Regions from separate parts of the Mus musculus genome. Here region 1 is linked to region 2. The links are chromatin loops, found by intact Hi-C in ENCODE. Cell type or tissue: left cerebral cortex. All regions are shown on one strand.

What was found. A loop is a pair of places that touch in the nucleus more often than their neighbours do. Peaks named below come from ENCODE experiments on the same cell type or tissue, not always from the same donor. Only the 100,000 strongest peaks of a DNase experiment are listed, where the experiment ranks them.
Region 1: a loop joins it to region 2, with 3 times the contacts of the local background. A loop is called at or near these places in 25 of 42 quality-filtered maps.

What each region holds. Positions count from the first base shown.
Region 1 is chr5:64,198,481-64,206,480 of GRCm38, forward strand. The region is part of intron 2 of Tbc1d1 (TBC1 domain family, member 1); the gene reads left to right. Among named protein-coding and RNA genes, the nearest start is that of Tbc1d1, 42 kb to the left of the region's middle. In left cerebral cortex, a CTCF peak has its summit at 4,008 (motif pointing right); a DNase peak (open chromatin) is centred at 4,004.
Region 2 is chr5:64,251,938-64,259,937 of GRCm38, forward strand. It overlaps Tbc1d1 (TBC1 domain family, member 1), which reads left to right. Exons shown (of 22, transcript NM_001310611.1): 3 at 4,778-5,218. It overlaps Gm38634 (a long non-coding RNA gene), which reads left to right and starts at 5,226. Exons shown (of 2, transcript XR_001784863.1): 1 at 5,226-6,445; 2 at 6,557-7,539. In left cerebral cortex, a CTCF peak has its summit at 3,652; no DNase peak of the experiment used is centred here.

The DNA of each region.
Region 1 (8,000 bases), 53 kb before region 2:
TGCTCCCTGAATGACCCACACACTTAGAACTGTCCTTAACACATAACAGTTAACACATAACTTCCTTGTATGAGTGAATGAATGAATGAATGAATGAACAAATTGTATGTAAAAATTCTTTAGCTCCAAAAACCAACACTAACCAACAAAGGTAGAAAAGAGAATCATTTAGAAGAATCCTAGGGTTTTTCACAGAGTCACCATGACGTGTGCAAAGCCGGTCTGACCAAGCCATGAAGGGTCGGCATCAGGCAGGAGAAACCACAGACGTGGTTACATCACAGGGATACCCTGGCAAGGGCACCACCCTGGCTTTGCTATCAGACACCGCTGCCCTGGCACTGCAGCTGCTGGGCATTAGCTACAGCTCCATGGCCCTTCTTGTGTTTCAGCTCTCATTAACCCTGTGACTTGACATTACCCTGGGAGAGTAGCAGCCTCAGACAGGAATATCTGATGGGTGAGATGAGTTCAGGCATCCATCTGTGGCTAGAGAGCTGCTGAAAGTGAGTCCTCGCACTTATCAATGGACCGGGCAGGCCTCCACCTGTTTTAGAACAGCCATTTAAGACTGAATGACCTCACAAACTTGAACTATGGGGACTGCTTAGAATAAAGATTTCCATCAACTCAGACGGGCATAAAAATTAGGAAATGTTGAGTCCACAATTCCTAGTCCTATTCCATTCTAAAAAGAACCATTATGATACGTTGGTAACAGTTCATCCACATGTCTATTAGATGCTTCTTGGATAAGAATTATCTCTTGAGTCATACAGGGCTAGACGTAGCAGTTACGGTATGCTTGCCCTTTGTATATGAAGCGAGCGCTCTGGTGTTTTTACTTGGGAATAAAATGGCTGGTTAGAGTCTCAAGGCTTGCCCAGGTGCCGTTGTGGGGATGATTGGTAACTCAGAGGGAATCACAGATGTCCCACAAGCAGGGAGCACACTGGCTCTCAATGCTGGTGCTTCGTGTGTGTGATATTAAGAAGCCCTGGGTATTACCTGTCTGAGACTGATCAAGGTGGGACCCTGTCTATCAATTTATGGGGAAGCCAAGATAGGTTCTGATAGAAGGGAAGTATCCACTGTGCTTTATCTTTGTCAGATGTTAGTGACCCAAGAGAACAGCATCCTACACAGAAATCCTTCACAGAATAAACTATGTGAAGAGTTCTGCTAGGAAATTATCCAAATGTATTTTTTTTTCTGGGTAGTTTCTGCTTAAGTAAACTTCTAGACCTAACCTGCCATCACCTGACTGCCTGAAAAGTTAGTTCCCGGTGGCCACCTGCTCATTTTCTTTGTTGTGTTGGTGGGTGGCTGACTCTGGTGCCCTGGAGGCTGTGCTCAGCAATAAATGAATGATGGACTTAAATGAGATTAGGTCATTGCACTTGTGGTTATCAGGTGGCTGAACCTGACTCAGTAACTGAGATAGTTCCAAAAGTAGGACCTCAGATCTGTCAGTACCCACAGTGACCTCCCAAGAACTTGAGGACACCTCTGTAACCTCCTTGGCACTGTGAATCTTCACTTGGGTTTCTGCCTGTAGAAGATGCTATACATGAGTTTTTTAATGGTCCCATATGCTTTGTTCTACTAAATAACCCCTCCACAGAATTTCTACATTAAACCAAGCCTTATGTGCTGTGTGTTTATGTAGGACATATAGGAGTCCTGTAGGAAGCTGTTATGGCTAAAATCAATGTTCTATGCATATCTAAAAGGGCAGCACTTCCATTTTATATACTTCTGAAATAACAGACATTTTGTTTTGTTTTGTTCTGTTTTCTTGAGACAGGATTTCTTTGTGTATCCCTGGATGTTCTGGAACTAGCTCTGTAGACTAGGCTAGTCTTGAACTCAGAGATTGGCCTTCCTCTGCCTGTGCTGGAGTTAATGGTGTGTGCCACCACTGCCCAGCTGTGAGAGATATTCTTTCTTTCTTTCTTTCTTTCTTTCTTTCTTTCTTTCTTTCTTTCTTTCTTTCTTTCTTTCTTTCTTTCTTTCTTTCTCTCGTTCTCTCGTTCTCTCTCTCTTTCTTTCTTTCTTTCTTTCTTTCTTTCTTTCTTTCTTTCTTTCTTTCACCACACCTGAATCATATTAAATCTTTTTTATATAATCTAATGAACAGATAATGGCTAGATTTTTTTTATCTCTTTATAGAGCTTGTTTTTGCTGTTTTGAGGCTTGAACCTAGGACCTTGCACATACTAGGCAAACCATCTACCATTGAATTACACTCTCATCTATTTCTTTGCTTTTATTTTGAGATGGGTTTTCACTTCCTTGCTCAGTCTGGGATTTGCTGCTCCAGTCTCTGGGATAGTTGGCTTATACCACCAGGCCCTACTCTGGGTTAGTAATTTTAAAATAGATGAATTGAGAAAAATTTTAGTTTGGAGTCACATTCAAAATAAAAGTTAGCTGTGATTCATTTGAACACACAGATGTTTGAGTGTTGATAATACACAAAACTATTGTCTTATAGCATGTATAACTGAGATGAGAGTCAATATTTTGCTTGTACTCTGGCCATTTTAAAGAGTATACTAGTTTCAGTATCAAAGTAGACATCAATGGAAGCAATCACCTCTGGTGTTTTAATCGCAGTTACATTGTTTTTCTTACCTCTGTATCTTGATGGTTATCCAAACAGTCATAGGAGGGAAGAAAGGCTCGGAAGCTTGTATCATGTGACTATTGAAACAATGTCTTTAATTTGTCTACACAGGAAATGACTGATTTTATCCTGTCTCAGAGAGAGGCTAAGACCATGGCCAGGGTATGGAAAGGTCAGTAGGAGTCAAAGGAAAAGAATTAGAGGTGTCTGTTGCAGGAAGAGGAAGTTGAATGTAGGTGCTGAGGTCAAGCAGATAGGGTGACAGTGGTGTCTGGGGGAGCGGTAAGGTGGGCATGGAGTCCAGTCAGTGCTGACACCAGTTCTCTCTACCGGTGGACAGAAGCCATGCCCTTCGCTGGGCTTTGCAAAATTCCCAGAAAGCCGTAAGTCTTGGCTCTTTGCTATGAACGCAGAAGAAATGAAAGTCTGTGTTCACACAAGGTCTTACAGGAACTGGAAAGTCACTTAGAACCTGAAGACAACCCGGACGCTCATGAATGGTGAAGAGAATGCTCTGTGACAAATAAAATCATTATACTTTTGTGTGTGTTTATATCTGTGTATATAGTGTTTGTGTACAGTGTGTCTGTATGTATAATGTTTGTGTGTTTATATATTTGTGTGTGTTTGTGTCTATGTATGTAGTGTTTGTGTTTTTACCTGTGTGTGTTTAGTGTTTGTGTGTGTGTGTGTCTGTGTGTGTACATGTATGTTTGTATAGCTGTGTGTATAGTGTTTATGTGCATGTGGATGTATGTAGTTAGAGTGTGAATGTGTATGTAGTGTGTTTGTGTCCGTATGTGTAGTGTTTGTGTGTTTATATATTTGTGTGTGTGTGTGTCTGTCTGTCTGTCTGGTTTGGGGGTGATCCCAGGATCATTCTGCTGAGTGTGGCAGTGTAGACCTTCCCAAAAGAAGTATACAGTACATAATTCCATATAAAGATATAAAGATATAAAGCTCTAGAAAATGCCACGTCCCATCAGTGGCAAGAACAGCGCAGTGGTTGCCTAGAGAGAGGGGAGGATTACAATTTGAGGTGTAATGGAAATGTATTGGTGTCACAGGTACGTTCATATATCGAAACATGGGAAGCTTTACACAGGACATAGGTGAGCTTATTGTAAAAATGTCGAAAGTTACAAAAAAGAATAAGACTTGTTACGTGTTCAATAAATGCCAGGTCATACGCATTAATAACTAGACGCTGCTTGTTACTATCTCTGTTACAGACGAGGAAACTGAAGCTCAGAGAGGTTAAATAACATCCCTAGTACTACACAGCAGCCCAGAGGTGTGGTTAACATGTTGTTGGCTCTAGGTAGAGCATATCTGACTAGCCACCTAAACCAGCCAAGAGACCTAACAGTGCAGTGTTTCAGAACAACCTCTAGGGGGCAGTGGTAGCACCCAAGAATTTTGTGACCCTTCATGAGAACTGTTAAACATGTGAATTGGGCTTTTGATGGTGGTGGTTCATGCCTTTAATCTCAGCACTTGTGACTTGGAGGTCAGCCTGGTCTACAGAACAAATTCCAGGATAGCCAAAGCTAGACAGTGAACCTCTGTCTCAAAAAGCAAAGAAAAAGAATTTGATTTTCCTTATTCAGTTGTTAATTCCCAGGCAACAAAACTCACTCAGCTAAGAGTACACCCAGTAACTTTTGGTTATTATACATTCCCAGGGCTGTGCAACTTTTGACAATGTATTTTCGTAACATTTTAGCTTCCCTTAATGAAACCCTGTCACCCTGAAGTTCCCTCCCTTCCTTTACCCTAGTCAGGCACTCACTTTGCGGTCCGTATATGCTTGCCTCTTCTGGACACTTCATATAAAGGGAATCCTCTCCACATGGCCTCTGTGCCTAGCGGTTTTTGTTTTGTTGTGTTGTGTTTTGTTTTGTTTCTCAGGACGTTTTCAAGATTGTCCATGTAAGGCATGCAATGCTAACCTGTTAGTTTTTGGCACTGAATGATGACGTTGTGTTAACGTGGAATTTGATTGATTGATCTGATTATCAGTTAACTGTCCCTGAAGAAGTTTCTGTTTTCCCACTGTTATGAATAACACTGCTATTCTCAGCTTTTTAATTTTGCTTTGTGTGGGGATGTCAGTGCAGGTTTGGAACCCAGGGCCTTACATGTGTGAGGTACGCCTTCTACCAGCTATAGCCCCACTTTACCGTCCCCACTTTTCCAAATGCAAGTGCTGCGATTCAAGGCCCTGTGCCACCAGATTCAGCTCTCAATCAGTTTTACTTAAAAAAGTGATGGCCATTTGTGAGAGGGTCCACATTGCAGGCACAAATGCGTGCAAGCAGAAGGCTATTTACTTTGTAATTAAGAAAATGAGTGAGGACTTTGGCAATATATTTTTTCCCTTGTATAAAGTATTCAGATGGAGACCATAGGTCTCCATGATAGTGTTTCCTAATTACTAGTGTTTAGGAAGACTGTTAGCAAAATAGTAGATAATATTTGTTCTCCTGTGTGAGGCACTTGCTATAAAGCCGGTGTGTATTTTCTGGTATAATTCCTACCCTAGTGTCTGTACGAGGTGTTATTATCTTTGTTATAGACGAGGCTTCTGAGGCTTCTAAGGCCCTCAGGCATTGTAGCCAAGACTACCTGACAGCTGTTGTTGGTTTTTTTGGGGGTGTGGGGTGGGGTGGGGAGTAGGCTAGGTACAGGAGCAGTCTTTTATCTCCACAGTGTTCTCTGCTCAGCCCGGGCTTTCTGGGAGCCCCTGCCTGCTGGATACCTCAGTAGCACCAGGAATTTAACATCTCCAGATGCTTCCCAAATGTTGGGAATAAATATCCAGCTTTCCCTCTCTTCCCTTCTAAGGTTTATGTCTGAGGTTGGCAAACCCTTGCTCTTGGGGGCCTGAGAGCTTTCAACCTCCCAACCTTCCCAGTCACCATCCCAGCTGCTCAACTCTGTTATGTCACCGTGAGAACAGCCACACACTGTATGCAAAGTCTGGGACTGGCTGTATTCCAATAAAACTTTATTTATAAAAGAGTGTAATGGACGCATGTGACCAGCTGGCTGCTGCTTGCTAACCTCCCGTTTTCCACAGTTTCTCGGGAAGAACCCAGTCACTCCCAGAAGTAGCTGGTTCACCACATCTTAGTCTTGCTTCCCCGAGCCGCTGTTCACAAACCCTGACTCAGGCCTCCTGACGCCACAAGAAGACAAACTCCAGTTCCTTTCCTTGGTGCTGTTGATAGGGCACTGAACCGCAGACCCAGGACAGTGCCACCCAGAGCAGGGCTTCACAGGGACAAAGAGGGGACACAGAACTGCTGTTCTGATCCTGAACGACCCTGGCCAGGGTTTATCGTAGAACCTGCTACAGTTCTCCCTTCAGGAGGATTGTTCAAGTTCATCCGAATAAACGTGCCCGGTGCCTAATGCTGAGCTATTGTCAAAATTAGGATGGGTTTATCATGCTTTTCCGATAGCTATGGAAAAATGCCTTGAGGTTCTTTTGTGGGAAAACTTAAGATCAATGATTAAGATCAATGATTTTTTAATTTAAGACTTCATCTTATTGCGGTGGGCGTATGTCTTTGTGTGCTTATCTTTTTTTTTTTCCTTTTTGGTTTGTGGGTATGTGCATATGTATGTAGAGGATAGCCGTGGTGCCATTCCTCAGGAGTCGTCTACCTTGATTTTTTGACAGTCTCTTCCTGGTCTTGAGCTCACTGATTTGAGTAGGCTAACTGGCCAGTGAACCCCAGGAGTACATCTTCCTTCACCTCCTAGTGCTTCTTAGCATGGAGTTTCTGGGTCTCTAACTCAGATCTTCATGTGTGCGCAACAGTCGCTTTACCCAATGTGCCTCTCTCTCCCCAGCGCCAGGCCCTGATTTTTAATGGTGTGGTTTTAGCTTCCTAGACAAACTGGAAGGATGGGAGGGTCGGGAGATTGCCAGGGTTCTTCATTCACAGTGGCAAAGCCTCCTGTGGCCTGCCAGGAGCTACAATGAGAAGGTCGACATTAACATATCAAGATCAGCTAAGAGTGTGCTTTAACTCTTAGGGTTTACTCTGTGCGTATTCTGTGAGTCTGGGCATCTGTAGACTGACATGAATCCATTATTGTTTACGATTTATTGTGTAAAAGATAAATGGCTAGCCAATACTGTGTACGCTCTCCCTGCTTAGTGTCTTTATTTGAACATCTGTTATCTTTTTAAAGCAACACAAACAAGCCTTATCTTTAGGAATTATGTACTGAATTATTCATAGATGAAATAGGGTTCCAAGGAGAACCTTTCAAATAATCTCTGGCGAGACTGTGTGTGGATATGGTGGAAACAAGATTGGTCCTGAGATAACATTTGTTTAAGTTTAGCATTGGGACCTAGAGGTGCGCTATACTACTTCCCCATTTCTTTGAAAATGTCCTAAAGTGTTTTGTTTAAGACTCCCCCCCCCCCAACTTCAGAATTTATAAACAAAACTTTACTGGGATAAGAACTCCATGGTAGGTGGCAAGAAGGGAACTATCCTTACTTAGGAGCTGGGAACCAGTAGGTCCCAATTCTTTAACATATTGGGAGTGCAGGCTCTTTCATTCCTAAGTATACTCTAGACTTCCTGCAAGACCGAGGTCATGTGATCAGAGGAAGGGCATGCAAGGTCATGTGATCAGAGGAAGGTCATGCAAGGTCATGTGATCAGAGGAAGGTCATGCAAGGTCATGTGATCAGAGGAAGGGGCATGAACCTTGTGGCACTGGGCTTGAAAAGGGAAGACACTGTGACCTCAGCAAAGATGGGGAAGTAGGCTGCATCAGCAAATCTCAGAGACGATACTGGAAAGGAAGATTTTTTTCAAAACGAGGTTTTTAAGAGAGGCCAGGGTAAAGCTTTTGGGATCTGTAGACTGGTTGTAGCGTTTGTCTAGGGCAGTAGAACACCGGCATCTATGGAGAGACTTGCTCAGAGGAATAAATCACTAGGACGTTAAACTTTTGTAATACTGACCTGCAGGTCGTTTGGTAATGCACAAGGGCTTCACCAAGCCCAGCTCTCTGAGGACACAAATCTGTATGTGAATCCCTGAGAGTCCCCAGCAATAAATAAGCACTTCCTAGATTATAATTTGCTCACATAGATACAGAGGATCTTTGGAGAAAGTGGAGACACCTCCTCAGCTAGGTCACGATTCTCACAAAGCCTGCGGGACTTCGAGGTTCAGACCCATGGCCCCGAGGCTCTTTATCTTTCCTCAAGCCATTCCTTCAAATCCCATCATGATTCTCATCTGGTTGAGTTTAAAAAAAAAAAACAAAACAAAAATCTCACTATGTAACTGGGGGTTGTTAGTTTTAATTGTCAACTTGACACACTCCAGAATCA
Region 2 (8,000 bases):
GTCATGTTTGTTATGTATGGAGAGTGGTGGCTGGTTTTGGTTTTCCCTGTTAAATAATATATTGAGAACTGAGAAGAGTTTTATTTGAAATTAAAGACATAGAGGGTGTGGTGAGGAAAAACTTGATTTAATGTAGATTTAATGTAGATTCTCCCTTATGATCAACAAACAATCACTAAACTAATTCTTATTATCAGCAGACTATTTTCTATTCTATTTTTTTAACAATATGAAACATTTCCTCTGAGGGACAAAGCTTTATTTCCTGCCCCCTTTTTTGCAGTTTCAAAGTGGTTTCCCTGTTATGTAATTGGGAAAGACATTATTGTTTTAAATAGAGCAGTAATGGCTTTTTTTTTTTAAATGATTTGTTTTCTTTTTTTTTTTTAAGATTTATTTATTTATTATATGTAATACACTGTAGCTGTCTTCAGACACTCCAGAAGAGGGAGTCAGATCTCGTTACGGATGGTTGTGAGCCACCATGTGGTTGCTGGGATTTGAACTCCTGACCTTCGGAAGAGCAGTCGGGTGCTCTTACACACTGAGCCATCTCACCAGCCCTTTTTTTTTTTTTTTTTTAACTAACTTTTAGCTGCGCTTATTTTATGCTGGATTTACTTCAGTGGTGTAAGTTTTTGTTTCTTCTGGGGTGTCTTTGTCTCTTCCTTCTGTGCAGCCTCCTCTTCTAGCTTTGGAGGAGTTTATTCCTTTCCAGGGAGGACCATCTCTGTGGCAGGGCAACTCGCGTGTGGGTTACTCTGTCCCTGGGCTCTGAGTTCATCGGAGTGTCTCAGGTGCCTGTTCACTTCAAGTAAATCCTTCAGGCCAGCAGTACTTACTTAGGCGCGTACAGCAGAAATTCGGCAACCCTGTGACCAGCCCCACTGAGCGCACCTGCTGTTATCCCACTGGAATGACACATTGCTTCTTCTTCTTCTTTTTTTTTTTTTTTTTTTTTTTTTTTTTGGTTTTTCGAGACAGGGTTTCTCTGTGTAGCCCTGGCTATCCTGGAACTCACTCTGTAGACCAGGCTGGCCTTGAACTCAGAAATCCGCCTGCCTCTCCCTCCCGAGTGCTGGGATTAAAGGCGTGTGCCACCACACCCCCCGGCTTGACACATTGCTTCTTTAAAGTGACTTTGTTCAGTTACTTGGTAGCTTTTTGGACATATATACCATTCATAGCCTGGGTAGTTTTGTGAGTGTTCATAAAGTGAACACAGAGGTTTGAACCTCTTGACTTTCATGATTTTGTAGGGTTCTTTGGCTAAGAGAGGAGGGGACCGTCTTCACTGGTCACTGCAGGCCTCGGACAGGAAGCAGACGCTGGAGACTTTAGATTTTCAAAGAGTTGTTAAATAGTTATATGTTAACAGCCAGCAAACCTGTAAATGCAGAATACAAGTGACTTTTCTTTATATTCTAAAGATTATTTCAGAAATGCCTTCCTAAATCTTTGTGAATAAAATTACAGTTACAGTGTGCTTATAATCCCTTAAAATCCCCAAATCCTTCCAAAGCCGACCCAAGTGCTTGAATAAGGGCTTTATTTACAGATTTATCGCTGATTCTTGAATATCGTTTTCCCTCTCTATGAAATAGTACTGACTTGCGCCTGCCCCAAAACCTGCCTTTACTTGCAGCCATTAGTATGAGGATTCTCTACACCTAAACAGGCCTGCTTAATTTGGGACAATTGATCTTAATTACCTAACATTTTTGTTGTGGTTCCCATAGTATCAGAAACTTTAACCAAACCCAAATCCTTATTAGATTTATTTATTCCAGGGAAACATTTTCAGCTCCTTTCCTCGGCTCTGTTAGTTTGGATTTGCTTTATCGGCTTATCTGCAAACAGGAATGACGTAGCTCTTAGCCCTCTGACCGCACTAGGCAAGATTTTCATTAAAAGTACCAGATCTTATCAGAGGGAATAATTCTCCAGTTCATTTGCCCCGAAAAGGTCTTTGTTTGTTTTGGCAGGAGTCATTGTCACTTGATGTATATGTATGTCCCTATAACCCATACAGGCTGGTTTTTGGTTGTGTTTATTGTGGGCTTAATATTGACAACTCTCCTTGTACGTATCTGTGAGCTTCAAGCTCCAACCGGCCTACTTTCATGTGACTGGTCTCCCTGCCTTTAAGACATCTTTGCTTCACCCTTGCCTTGCCTCCATCCTGCCTCACTGTGTGCTCTTCTCTAGTCCCTTCAGTCTTCCAGGACCCTTTTGTTCCCTTCTGTTGCACCCCTCCCCGCACCCCACCCCCATCTCCCCCCAACCCCTTCTCCTGCAGGAGCTGGTCTCCTAGCTGGTCTACTTTACTCCCAATGTACTACCTTCCTGGTGTTGAGTGGCAGGAGGCTTGAGAGTAAATTGATGTCTAAATAGTGAGGCCCACCAGAGCAAGGAAAGATGGGCCTTGGTCTTTGAATGAAGTCTATCTGTTTTTTATTCTAATCAAAGCACTGGAGAAATCTGTAGTTAGGAAACAATGGCAGCCTGAACTCTGACCAGGGTGTGGTGTGCCCGTCAGCTCCTTCTGAGTCCGGAATGAAGGGGCCACTTGAGTGCCTTGGTCTGAATCTGTTCCATTCATTGCCGAGTTGCTATTAGTTCATCTGGCTAATACACTTTCCCCCTCTTTGAAACACAATGAAAACATCATTGCTCTCTTGAGGTATTGGAAGGTGTAATGTATGGAAAAATTGGATATTTTTGCAGACTTCAGAAGATGGAATAAGCTGCATTTTTCTGCTCAGAAAGAACAGTTAATAATTGGGAAACATTTGACTCCTATAAAATAGTCTCACACCATCACTAAGAAAGTGGTAACACTTCCAAAGTCTAAGTCGGCAATTTTGATTTGAAGGAACACCATTCTTACCGTGCAGAACCAACTTTTTCCTAGGAAATCTTCGGTGCTTCTGATCTTACAAGCCTCTCTTCCCCAGAGAGAAGCCATGGCTTTTGTTTTTTGCTTTGATCCTGTGAATCATTAGCAAAGTTGTAGCTGTAGCGTAGACTTCCCGCTGTTTCTTTTCTCTGTGATATCTTCTCTCCGTAGCCTTTTCTAGGCTGCCACACGATGTACACACTGATTTGCAGTATGGAATGAGCTATAGCAGGAGCATGTAAAGTCCTCAATGCAGACAGGATTACCAGGCAAAACCTCAGCCTCGGACTGTCAGGATGGCTCAGCTGGTGTGGACGCGTGCTGACAAAGCTAAGGGCTTGAGTTCTGTCCCTGGGTCACATGACGGAGAGAAAGAACTGAGGCCACAGGTTGTCCTCTGACCTCCAGGGCACACCAAAGAATGTACCCAGTGCCTCCTGCACTTGTACCCTATTTTTAAAATCTAGCCATTTGTTTGTTTGTTTGCTTTGGAGGCAGTCCCTCTGTGTAGTCCTGGTTGTTCTGCAGTCTATGTAGATGAGGCTGGCCTAAAAGTTACAGAGATCCACCTGTGTCTTTCTCTGCAGTGCTGGGATTAAAGGCCTCTGCCATTGTGACCAGCTAAAAATACAGCTTTTAAATATTAAATCTGTGCTTCGGGAATCACTTTTTTTTTTTAAAGATTGTGTGTGTGTGTGTGTGTGTGTGTTTCCTACACATATTTTTGTGTACTTCATGCATGCAGTACCCAAGGAGACCAGAAGAGAGTTATATATAGATGGTGGTCAGCCACCATGATGCTGCTGGGAATTGAACCCTGGTTTTCTGAAAGAGCATTAAGTGTCTTTACCTGCTGAGCCAACTCTCCAGACTTGGAATCATATTTTAAAAATGTGTCTCTAAATATAACTTTGACTCTTCAGCGGGTTTTTGAGAGTTATGTCATGGCACAGAACACAAGCTTGCTTTCAAATGAACTGGAGTCATCTTTCTTTACAGTGCACACTGGTTGGAATTTTTACCTGAATTGGAAAAAGGGATTGGAATTTTCTGGTTAGGATGTTAAATAAACAAGGGCCTATAGGTGTTTGGGCTTCAGCCAGAAGTCTTAGACACAGAAAAAATACTGGGAAATACTGGTCCAAATACATGTGTCCAGTCAAAGCAGAAACTGTCCCAGCAGCCAGAAGATTAAGCCCATGGCAACAAGTCCAGGGTTCTTGCAAACCATGACGTCCCACAAGTGCTGTGGCTGCTGGTCACTTGGCTTGGGTTGATTCCCTGTGGTGTCGCACCCCTCTTACATCTGAAGCTGCTGAGGAGAACCTAGCATAAGTGGACAAGATGGAGTGGCAGGGATGCCGAAGGGTGGGAGAGCCTCTCCTCTGAGATGTTTACGATGGGAAAGCAAAGCTGTTTGTGAGAAGCCTCAGTGGTTTACTGTGGCAGGAGGCATGGGTTCTCCGTCCTTTATCAATCCACATTAGGAAATACAGGATCAAGTCATAACTTGTTAGTTGCCAATTAAAAGAACAACGGTGCCGTAATTTCAATAAGCGTAAGAGCCTTTCGCCTCACCACATACTGAGGAAGGCTTTTCTAAGGACACTAGACTCTTCAGAGTGAGCTAGTATGTTTAGGTAACAGTATCAGAGACAAAGCCCAGTGGAGATGCCCTGAGGACCTTAGGGGTTACAATGCAAGGCCACCCTGGGACTTGTCGTTTAACCTTAGAGAGTGCTGTGATCTGTGAGCCAGTACAGCCCAGCCCCTCCATCAGCCAGGGTCCCTGCTCCTCAAGCTGTGGTTCTGAGTTGTGACCTTGGTATTTGGTCCCACTGCTGCCAGGTGTCTCTAACCACACCCTCTTTTGCACAGGTGCCTGAGATCATCAGCTCCATCCGGCAGGCCGGGAAGATTGCCCGCCAGGAAGAGCTGCGTTGCCCCTCCGAGTTCGACGATACCTTCGCCAAAAAGTTCGAGGTGCTCTTCTGTGGCCGGGTGACTGTGGCTCACAAGAAGGCCCCACCCGCACTGATTGACGAGTGTATCGAGAAGTTCAACCATGTGAGCTGTGGTCGCAGAACGGACTGGGAAGCGCCCACCGGGCAGCCATCAGCGCCTGGCCCCAGGCCCATGCGCAAATCCTTCTCACAGCCTGGACTGCGCTCGCTGGCCTTCAGGAAGGAGTTCCAGGACGCTAGCCTCCGCAGTAGCACCTTTAGCTCCTTTGACAATGACATAGAGAACCACCTCATCGGTGGGCACAATGTGGTTCAGCCCACAGACATGGAGGAGAACCGAACTATGCTGTTCACGGTAAAATCTGTCGGTTTTTTGCAGCTTGAGGTCTGAAAAATCTGTCTTACACATCCATGTTTGTAGACACCCTTTCACTGCAGAATATAGTTATATAAAAGAGGTTCAAGAGGGATGTTAGAGCAATATGTTTCAACACAATTTTAAGTGGGAAATATTAATTTATAAAACACCCATTGTTAATCAAGGTAACAGGATTTTTTTAAATTAGGTATTTATTTCATTTACTTTTCCAATGCTATCCCAGGTAACTGGATTTTTTTAAATAACCTGATATTTAAAACTTATAACCAAACTAAAATCCTAGACTAGTTGCTTTGTTGTTTGTTGTTTGTTTTGTTTTTTAAACAGAAAATTGTTAAACTGATAACCACAGGGAAGGAAAGGAATGGATAAGCCATACTCAGTCAGCTAAGGGGTTGCATGCTGGCTTGTGGTTTTCCGGATGGGTGATTTTCCTGGGTGTGAGTTGACAGGAAAGTGAGCTGTCTGTCGCCTATAAAGGAAGTGACCAAAGCTGCCTTAGATGTAGTGTATAGCCTTACTGTGCTTAAGCTAAGGCAGTGAAATGGCCCAGGACTAGGGAAGCTGACACAGGTTAGTGTGGTGTGGATAGAGCCGGCTTTAAAAGTCCAGATGCTTGGATCTGGAGAGATGGCTCAGCCTCTAAGAGCACATACTGCCTTTACAGAGGAGTTTGGTTCCCAGCACCCACATCAGGCAGCTTGCAACTGCTTATAATTTCACATGCATCCATGTGCGCATGCACGTGCGTGTATACACACACACACACACACACACACACACACAGTTAAAATATAATAAATTAATCTTTAAGAAGTCCAGATGCTGTGTCAGGGTACTCTACCTAGTACACTAAGGATGCTGGGTGGCTGTAGCACTTGGGCTGCACACGGTGATCTGTGTGCTCTTCCCCAGACACTGCAGTGTTGTTGAGAAAGCTGCTCAGTGCATCTAAGTGGCTACAATCTGCTAGAAATGCATCTGCAAATAGACTCAGCCCACACAGAATGCAGATTCCAGCAATGCAGACAGGCACCTGACGCACCAGTAATTACGATTAAGTTGACAGACACTACGGAGAAGTAGTGGACGCTGTGGAAACGCCTGGGGACTCAGGAGAGGCATCTTCGAGGATGTGATTCTCCCCAGGCAGAGGTTCCCTGTGGCCGATAGGCGGGGTCTCCTGGGCTCAGAGAGCAGCAGGTGAGATGGGAGAAGGGTGGGAAGGAGCTGCACTGCAGATTCCTGAAGACACTGCTCCACTGCTCTGCCTGGCAGCCCCTCAGCCGCCCTGGCTTTACTTCCTTCCTTCAGGTCTCTCCTGAGGTACAGATGTGACACGGGAAGTAGTCGCCTCAGAGACCAATAGCACTCACAGCCCTGGCTCTAAGCTTAATTACAAGTAAACAAATAAAGAACTTTGTGTTCCTGTGATCCCTGGAATTTCAGTCTCCATGAGGCTGGAGACCTCCGTCTGTTGTTTGCCGCCATAGTCACCAGGGCCTAGACCTTGGTGACCCAGGATTCTCAGGTAGATCCTTAGTGAGACGGTCGACAGACTACAGAAATTGGGAAAGTGACTGGGGACGGGGCTACAGTGCTTAGTCAGGCTCCATTCTTCACAACCTTATAGCTCACGCTCAGAATTTTGTTTTTAGTCAAAAAAATTGGACAGTCACTGAAAGATTTAAAGTATGGCATTAAATAGTTCTGGCTGTAGAGCAAAGAAATACATAGGGAAGGAAAATGAACAGAGGGCTAAGAAGCCATTGTCATAGTCCAGGTGAGAGGTAGGGAGCTTAGAATATGAAGACAGTAGGGTTGAAGAGAGGTGGACAGAGGTGCAAGGCCTCAGGTAGATAAGGGTGTAAGGCCTCAGGGAAACAAGGGTGCAAGGCCTCAGGTAGACAGGGGTGAGAGGCCTCAGGTAGGCAGGGGTGAGAGGCCTCAGGTAGACAGGGGTGCAAGGCCTCAGGTAGGCAGGGGTGAGAGGCCTCAGGTAGACAGGGGTGCAAGGCCTCAGGTAGGCAGGGGTGAGAGGCCTCAGGTAGGCAGGGGTGAGAGGCCTCAGGTAGGCAGGGGTGAGAGGCCTCAGGTAGGCAGGGGTGAGAGGCCTCAGGTAGACAGAGGTACACAGCCTCAGGTAGGCAGGAGTGCATGCCTGACATGGGACAGAGTGGTGGACTAGATGTGAGAAGACCCCCAGGCTCACATCTGACTTTAAATTGTCATTTGTTCCTTATAACCTAGCTATATCCAAATAAGAATGCTGCTCAGCTGAGAGAGTTTAAAAAAAATGATGATCCTCTTCATCATATAGATGAAAACAGAAGAGTGCTAGGATGAAATGTACACAATGTGGGGATGCAGTTACTGTTGTCGAGTAAGGGCGATGCTGAGTGGGTGCCTCCCTAGGACAACCCAGAGTCTGGGCCACTTGAGAAGTGTGCTGCTGTCTCAGTGATGGTGGCTACTACCCTTGAGTTCTGTGCACCTTGTCAGTCCTGCTTGCCTGAAGGATACCTCAGAAATACTAAGCAAAAACTGCTCTGTACAAACCTACAGTCTGAACTACAGAATGCATGGTTTGGACATCTTCATTAAGGGTGCAGTCCCTTTTGGTTTGTACCTCTGACTGTAGTCCAGATCCAAGGGTAAAGAGCTTGGAAGAGGAGCTTGAGCGTTAAGAGTGCCCCGAGGATGTGACTGCTAACTTGTGGATCCCAAGGAGGGACTGAATCTGCAGAAACCAACACAC